Regions from separate parts of the Homo sapiens genome. Here region 1 is linked to region 2. A link is an interaction called in ENCODE POLR2A ChIA-PET data of the cell type or tissue named here. Cell type or tissue: K562. All regions are shown on one strand.

Region 1 (4,000 bases), 200 kb before region 2:
GTCTTACGGCAGCATCGCCCTACCCTCTGCCTTCCTCTTCACATGGTCATATGCCCTGTGTCTTTGCGTCTGTGATATCTCCTCATCATATAAGGACACCAATTGTTAGATTTAGGGCCCACCTAAATTTACATCCATAATGATTGCATCTCAAGATCCTTAACTAATTACATCTGTAAAGGCTCTTTTAAAAATAAGATCAGGCCAGGCACCGTCGCTCACACCTGTAATCCCAGCACTTTGGGAGGTTGAGGTGGGCAGATCATGAGGTCAAGAGATAGACCATCCTGGCCAACATGGTGAAACCCCGTCTCTACTAAAAATACAAAAATTAGCTGGGCGTGGTGGCACATACCTGTAGTCCCAGCTTCTTGGGAGGCTGAGGTTGCAGTGAGCTGAGATCATGCCACTGCACTCTAGCCTGGCGACAGAGTGAGTCTCTGTCTCAAATAAATAAATAAATAAATAAGATCATATTCTAAAGTTCCAAAGTTCTGGGTGGATGTGAGTGTATTTTTTGGGCAGGGGGTGAACACTATTCAACCTGCTACACAGAGCTTTTTCAGTTGCAAATGACAGGAAACCTCATCTAAGGAGCTTAAATAAATGATTATTGGCAATCCTAGCAAAATATATCTAGTATGTTACCCTGAACAATATCGGGCTTTGATGAGGTTACAAGTCCATCTCTAAACTAATCACTGCAGCCAGGCCAGAGGCTGTACCTGAGCTCTTGAACCAGGGGTAGATTCAGTTCCACTGAAAGCACACAGACTGAGGAGATTATTTGCAGATACCATTACCAGGAGAAGGGGGAGCAGGTGCTAGGTGGTAGAAAACGTAGCCACCTGCTAGCATGGTCTTCCTCCACAGTCAGTCAGCTCTTGGGCAGCAGTGACTCTTCTCATATCTGCATTCCAGGGCCTTGAAGAACAGCAGGACTTCAAATAAATATTTACTGAGTTGTTTTTGAATTTTTAACATGATTCAGTCTCCAAGGGCTTCATTCATGGTAAATCTGCAATCCGGCGTCTGATCCAGGGTGAGCCTTCCCCACGGAGGCACTGTCCTTTGTAAGGCCCTTCTAGGTAGACCAGCTGGCCATCTGTTATGTAACCATCCATTCTTCAAAACTTCCATAAAAGAGAAGCAAGAAAGAAGGGTTTGGATCATGTTAGGGTCAAAGAAGGGCAGGAGAGAAATACAAGTGGTAGATGAAACTGAGCATCAAAGAAATACATCCCCACCTTTCCCCTTTGTTCTAACACACACACAAATCTCATTATCTGCAGGGTTGGACTATTGTTACCCTCACATACCCTGGAGTCCTGGTGGAGAATACAGGATTCTGGGTTTAGGCATGTGTCATTCGGTGGTTTAGGCCTGAAATATTGTGCCTTAAACACCCACAGAGGGGCCTTATATCCCAAACACCAGAAGAGCCAATGCCCAGAGGGTGAAATCAGACAGCCCTTAAGCTAGATGAAGCTGGAATTGGTAACCACACTATGGAGTTTAATTTGCTGACCTAGATGTAGTCTGCAGCCCACAAAACCTCATACCACAGCAAAGCTTTTTCTTGTGCTGAGACAGCTGGCTGAGCATGATGTTGCAATGACTCAGTTCTCAGTAAAGGGTCTGAGGAAATTAGGGGCAGGGCTACAGCCCCAAGACCACAGCTCCAAGAGACCTTCCTGTTTATTCATGGGTGAGAGAAGGGGAACCTTCTGTTTGTGGGCACTGGTATTTCATCAGAAGAGACAAGGCTGGACTCTGGGTTTGAGCTGTGTGTACACAGTCAACACATGACAGTCAGACAATTATACTCAGAGTGAGAATTCATATCTAGCCACATAGGCCAAAAGCATCTCTAAAAGCTGTTCTTAGGCCAGGCGTGGTGGCTCACACCTGTAATCACAGCACTTTGGGAGGCCAAGGCAGGTGGATCACAAGGTCAGGAGTTCGAGACCAGCCTGGCCAACATGGTGAAACCCCGTCTCTACTAAAAATACAAAAATTAGCTGTGCATGATGGTGCACGCCTGATGTCCCAGCTACTCAGGAGGCTGAGGCAAGAGAATCGCTTGAACCCAGGAGGCAGAGGTTGCAGTGAGCCGAGATCACACCACTGCACTCCAGCCTGAGTGAAAGAGCCAGACTCCATCTCAAAAAATAAATACATAAATAAATAAAAGCTGTTCTTAAAACTATGTGAATCAAATCACATTTTTACTTGACTTCCATTTTAAAACTGGACATAGGTTTATATGAGGAGGCCTAGTTCAATAAAACGAGAGTTGAAAACTCTGTGGGCTCGGAGGACTTCCCATTAAACATAGCCGGTTGAACATGTGCATACTCCTGGGCCTCCTCCCAAAACCCCACTAAAATGTGAGGCAAGAGACTTTTTTTGAAAAGCATAAGTCCATAAGAGAGGTAAGAGCAAAGAGAAGGATCAAAAAGATTTTTAAGCTGGAAATTTGAGAGATAATGAACCTCACACACCAGAGTAAAGGGTCTCAAAATGGGGAAGCCAAGAAAACAAGCCAATCCATGCCTCTGAAACACCCCAAAGGCTTAGGAATTGGAGGTACCAGATACTTCTGAAAAGGCATGGCTGCGGCTGAAAACTAGAGCACTGATTAAAAGTTTTCTTCCAACCTGGGCAACATAGTAAGACCCCATCTCTACAAAAAACACAAAAATTAGCCAGGGGCTGGTGATGCACACCTGTGGTCCCAGCTACTCAGTAGGCTGAGGCAGGAGGATCACTTGAGCCCAGGAGGTTGAGGCTGCAGTGAGTCATGCTCGGTCCACTGCACTCCAGCCTAGGCAACAGGGCAAGAAAAAAATAAAAATAAAAAGTTTTCTTAAGCAATAGTTAAGGCTGGGCACGGTGGCCCACGCCTGTAATCCCAGCACTTTGGGAGGCCAAGGCGGGCAGATCACTTGAGGTCAGGAGTTTGAGACCAGCCTTGCCAACATGGTGAAACCCCCTCTCTACTAAAAATACAAAAATTAGCCAGGCATGGTGGTGCATGCCTGTATTCCCAGCTACTCAGGAGGCTGAGGCAGGAGAATCATTTGAACCTGGGAGGCAGAGGTTGCAGTAAGCTAAGACGGTGCCACTGCACTCCAGCCTGGGCCACAGAGCGAGACTCCATCTCAAAAAAAAATGAGAGTTAATCCCTGCAGTTCTTCCCTTAGCCTATGCAACAAGCTACTACTTTCTCTCAGCCTTCATCAGAGACGGACCACTTATTGTATGGGGAGTTTGAGTTAGAGGAACTTTGGACTTAGGAACAACTGAAGGTGGAAGATGAGTATCAAAGAAGGGGGATGAAATGAAAGTCAATGTACCAACCCGTGCTGTCCTCATATTTGACTCCTAGACACTGGCAGACACATTTATAACTATGGGGAGGGAGTTCAGAGAACTCCCATAGGAAACTGACCACCAAAAGAAGAGACATGGAAATGTATCATAGGGGATTCCCCCAAGAATGACTGGCCCCTGTCTGATCACCCCATTCTAAAATCACTCCATCATACATGCAAATCTTTCTTTGTTTTGCTTTGTTTTGTTCTGTTTTGTTTTGAGATGGAGTCTTCCTCTGTCACCCAGGCTGGAGTGCAGTGGTACAATCTTGGCTCACTGCAACCTCCGCCTCCCGGGTTCAAGGGATTTTCCTCCCTCAGCCTCCCGAGTAGCTGGAATTACAAGTATGTGCCACCACGCCCAGCTAATTTTTATATTTTTAGTAGAGACAGGATTTTGCCAGTCGGCCCTGCTGGTCTCGAACTCCTGACCTTAGGTGATCCACCAGCCTCAGCCTCCCAAAATGCTGGGATTACAGGCGTGAGCCACCGCACCCAGCCAATATTGTTTCTTAAAACTGAATATTCAGTGAATAAAAGCATTCATGGAAGGTTGAGCTGTGATAGTAGAAACTAAAAATTCAAGACGTCAGGTGTGGTGGCTCATGCCTGTAATCCCAACA
Region 2 (4,000 bases):
TTGGGCAAGTCTGGTGCTGCTTTTAGTAAAATGGAGTTGATGATGCTTTCCTAACAAGGCAGGGAGTGCGGGGGTGAGGATAAGTTGAAATCATAGACTTGATCAAGCATGCCATCCTAGACAAATGTGAATTGGTATTGATGGTGAGTGAATTCTGGATGGGCCTAGTCTGCACTGAAATGGGAGACTTGGCTCCTCCCCCTGTGCAGTCACCCCTATCTTCACCCCCACGAGAGCATGCTCTTCAGGGAGGAACCCAAAGTTAGGAATGCTGTGCTGCACAGCTCTGGGGAGCATTCCTTGTGTTGTATTCTGATTTTACAAAATGAGTGAAAGAAGCATACCTTAATTATGGCATTGGCTGTATTCCTGACATCAATAAGTAGAGTTTTTGAGCCATTGTAAATTTGCTTTGTTCCCTGCTCATCTCCAGCACCTAGACAGTGCCTGGCCCACAGTAGGTACTCTGACATTTGTTGAATGAATGAGTGTGCTAGGATACTTATTTTTTAAAAAAGACTGTCAGGTTTAGTGACAGGCAGATTTTGAACAGAGATTTTTATTTAATAAGCATTTCTTGAGTACCTCTTGTGGGGCAGATGAATAATGTGGTCTGTCAGGGAGATGATGATACACTGGCATTCATTGGATTTCACAGTATCAGCCATTGGCTGGCCATTCTGTTACCCACTCTTTCATTCAGCACCTTTGTGTGCTTGCCACATGCTGGGCGCTGTCTTGGGTGCTGGTTATTCCTTGGCGAAGCTGAGACATGCCTCCCCTCAGAGCAGAATCAAACCCTCTCAGCTGTAGTGGTGGCTACAATTTTAATAGAGCACTTCCTAGAATGTCAGTTGCATGCCAGGACTACCTGCAAACAAAAGCACCACTCTAATTGTACCTGACTTTTATATTTAAAAGTTGTCTTTTGAATTTGTTTTTTCTTTACATTGTCTTCAATTATGTTTTGTTGATTTCTTTCAGTTGTAGGAATCCTAGAAGTAGACAGGTTTTGTATTAAATAGATCTTTAGGAGTATCTTACAGCCTTGAATACAGTTGGATTATAGCCTTGTCAGAAAGGGAGGAGGGATCCACTGCCAGTGATGTCAGCTGCAAGAGCAGTCACCATCGTCGGGAGAGAGGGAGATGACCTTCGGGGTCCCATAGACCTAGATTTTGAGTGAAGTATCTCAGGGGCTTATAAAAAGAAAAGGGAAGATGAATAACGACAGGTGACACTAAATAGGGATTGCAAATTAATTTTATGTGCTCATTGGGGTTAGCTGGGTGAGGGTAAATGTCATAGGTAAAGACTCATTGGCATGGTGCTAGTAAAGGTAAAATAGAAAGGATTTATGTGCCCTTTTTATATTAAGATCCTGATAATTAACCTAAAATTAATTAAAGGGGCTTCATTTTGAAATGTGGACTTTCTTTTTATTACTCTTGTCTTGGTATTAGTACCCAATTCTGATAGTTCATTAATGAATGTTTGCTATATAGCTTCAAATCTAGTTTATAAAATTAGCCCTCTGTTTGCCCTCAGGGGTCATCACAACCTTAGGCATAGAAGGAATTGTAAGATGCCTCAACATGTAAGACAATGGTTCTCCCCTTATTACAAAAGTGTCCCAAGTCCCACCCCTGGAGGTTCTGATTCAGTCAGTCTGGAGTGAAGTCAGTCTAGGGCAGAATCAGGCACTTGTGTTTTTAAATGGGTCTCCTAGTGAATTGAATGGACAGCGAGAGTTGAGAAAGGAGTCCCCTTCATGGAGTCCTGGATCTGGCAAGCAGCCATGTGGCGTCAGGCTGCCAGCCTGTCACTAAAAAGTAGAGGATCCACCTGTGTAGGAGCACTTTCACCCCAAACACGATAGGGCTTTGTGAGCTTGCGTTGCCCACTTTTGTGCAGAGAACTGAATGAATCCTCTTTAACTCTCTTTTATACCCCATATCAGAAGCTGACATATCTTTGTGGTGTTTCTTTGCAGAAAGAAAAGACAGTTCAGGTTCTGTGTCCCCAAACACTCTTAGCCAGGAGGAGGGTGATCAGATCTGTTTGTACCATATCCGGAAAAGTTGTAGCTTTCAAGGTAAGTTGGAAGAGGCTCCTTCATTCCACTTGTGGGAGGGGTAACTGCTTGTCATTCCCAGAGCTGTGCTCTGAAGTCACCCCCTACCAAACCTCTACCCCATCCGGAGAGGATCAGGGCTTGGCACTTTGGCCAAACCAATTCTGAAGGTATTTTGTTGGGGAGTTGAAGATGGTAGCAATTCTTTGAGTTTTCAGAAATTAAATGTGGATCATTTTTGGGAACATAACTGGTTCATGCACCAAATGAGTGTCAAGTATTGAGCCTTGGTCAGCTTAGCATGAGGTCACAGACCTGCACAGGACAGGGAACTGCTCAGCCTGGTGGGAACAAAGATAAGGGTGATGATAGGCTGAGAGCTCCCTTAGAAACTGGAAAGGACCTCACTGCGAAGGAAACACTTGTGTTAGCTCTTGGAGGATGAGTAGTTGTTTAAATTGGGGTTTTTTTTCTGTATTGATCCAGTGAACAATCCAGTGATCTCTTTTTTATCAGAAGCAGCAATTCTGGTGTGCATGTGCCTGTCTGTATTTTCACTAAACCTTTGTTTTCTTCTTAAATGCTGTCCTGGGCTTTGACTGAAGAAAGGTTTGTTCTCAAATTTGGTGACTCCCCTTGACAACCACCAAACTTCTTGTTTCATTTTCAGTTTTTAAAAATTACCCAAGCAATTAATGAATACTTTCACTCTGTAAAACAGTTCAGTAATACAGAGTGAAGCATGAAGTCCTCCATCGTCTTTGCCCAAAGGTAAACACTTCCCGTGTGGTTGTGATATTTGTTTTATATGTTTTTAAACAGATAGGAGCATGTGATAATGTTATTATTCAATCTGCATCTTAACATTGTATCTTGGAGATTTTTTTTCCATGTCAGTATGTGAAAGTCCACCTCATTTTAAAAACAAGTGTGTAGTAGTTGATTATAATGATGTTCCATTGAGCATTGAAGTACATATATGTGAGTATTTCCATAGATAGATTCTGGGGAATGGAATGATAGGTCAAGGAATATGAGCTATATATATATACACACACATATATATGTGTATTCTGAAAGCAATATTACTGAGCTATAGTTTACACAAGCTAAAGTGTACCATTTTAAATGTATACTGAGTTTTGATAAGTATATATGCTCATGTAACCATCTCTACCATCAAGATATGGAACCCCCTCCAAAAACATTGTTTTATGCTCCTTTATAATTAATCCTCACCCCCTAGTTTGTCACGCCCAGGAAACCCCTGATCTACTTTTTGTCACTATAGATTAGATTTGCCTTTTCTAGAATTTCACATACATGGAATCATACAGTGTATTATCTTGTGCCTGGCTTCTCTCATCAGCATGTTTTTGAGATTCAGTCATGCTGGCATATCAATCATTTGTTTCTTTTTATTGCACAGTAGTATTCCATTGCATGATTGACTGCAATTTGTTTATCCATTCATATGTTGATGAACATTTGGGTTGTTGCCAGTTTTTGGCTTTTACAAATACAACTTCTATAAATATTTATGTATAAGTTTTCATGTGGATATATGTTTCCATTTCTCTTGGGTAAAAGACAGACATAGTTACTGGGTTATGTCATGTGATTGACTTTGTAAGAAACTGCCAAACTGTCTTCCAAAATAGATAATAATATTTTATGTTCCCACCAGCAACGTGTGAGAGTTTCAGTTATTGTATATTCTTGCTAACACTTGGCATTGTCTTTTAAGTTTTAGCCATTCTAATCAGTGAGTGATGATGTCTCGTGGTTTTAATTTGCATTTCCCTGATGATTAATGATGTTTAACTTTTATTTACATGTACTTTTGGGGCATCTGTATATTTTCTGTGAAGTATCTACTCAAATCTTTTGCCTATTTTTTATATAACAGCTTTACACACACACACA

The links. Peaks named below come from ENCODE experiments on the same cell type or tissue, not always from the same donor. Only the 100,000 strongest peaks of a DNase experiment are listed, where the experiment ranks them.
Region 1: POLR2A ChIA-PET joins it to region 2 with 5 read pairs; 1 of 35 experiments calls an interaction of 5 or more read pairs at or near these places.

The regions. Positions count from the first base shown.
Region 1 is chr7:140,250,689-140,254,688 of GRCh38, reverse strand. It overlaps LOC107986854 (a long non-coding RNA gene), which reads right to left. Exons shown (of 2, transcript XR_001745386.2): 2 at 480-1,133. Among named protein-coding and RNA genes, the nearest start is that of KDM7A-DT, 75 kb to the right of the region's middle. RefSeq lists enhancers at 1,756-1,825, 1,856-1,905. In K562, no CTCF peak of the experiment used is centred here; a DNase peak (open chromatin) is centred at 1,631.
Region 2 is chr7:140,052,757-140,056,756 of GRCh38, reverse strand. PARP12 (poly(ADP-ribose) polymerase family member 12) reads left to right here. Exons shown (of 12, transcript NM_022750.4): 4 at 1,994-2,095. Among named protein-coding and RNA genes, the nearest start is that of PARP12, 8.2 kb to the left of the region's middle. In K562, no CTCF peak of the experiment used is centred here; DNase peaks (open chromatin) are centred at 1,786 and 2,416.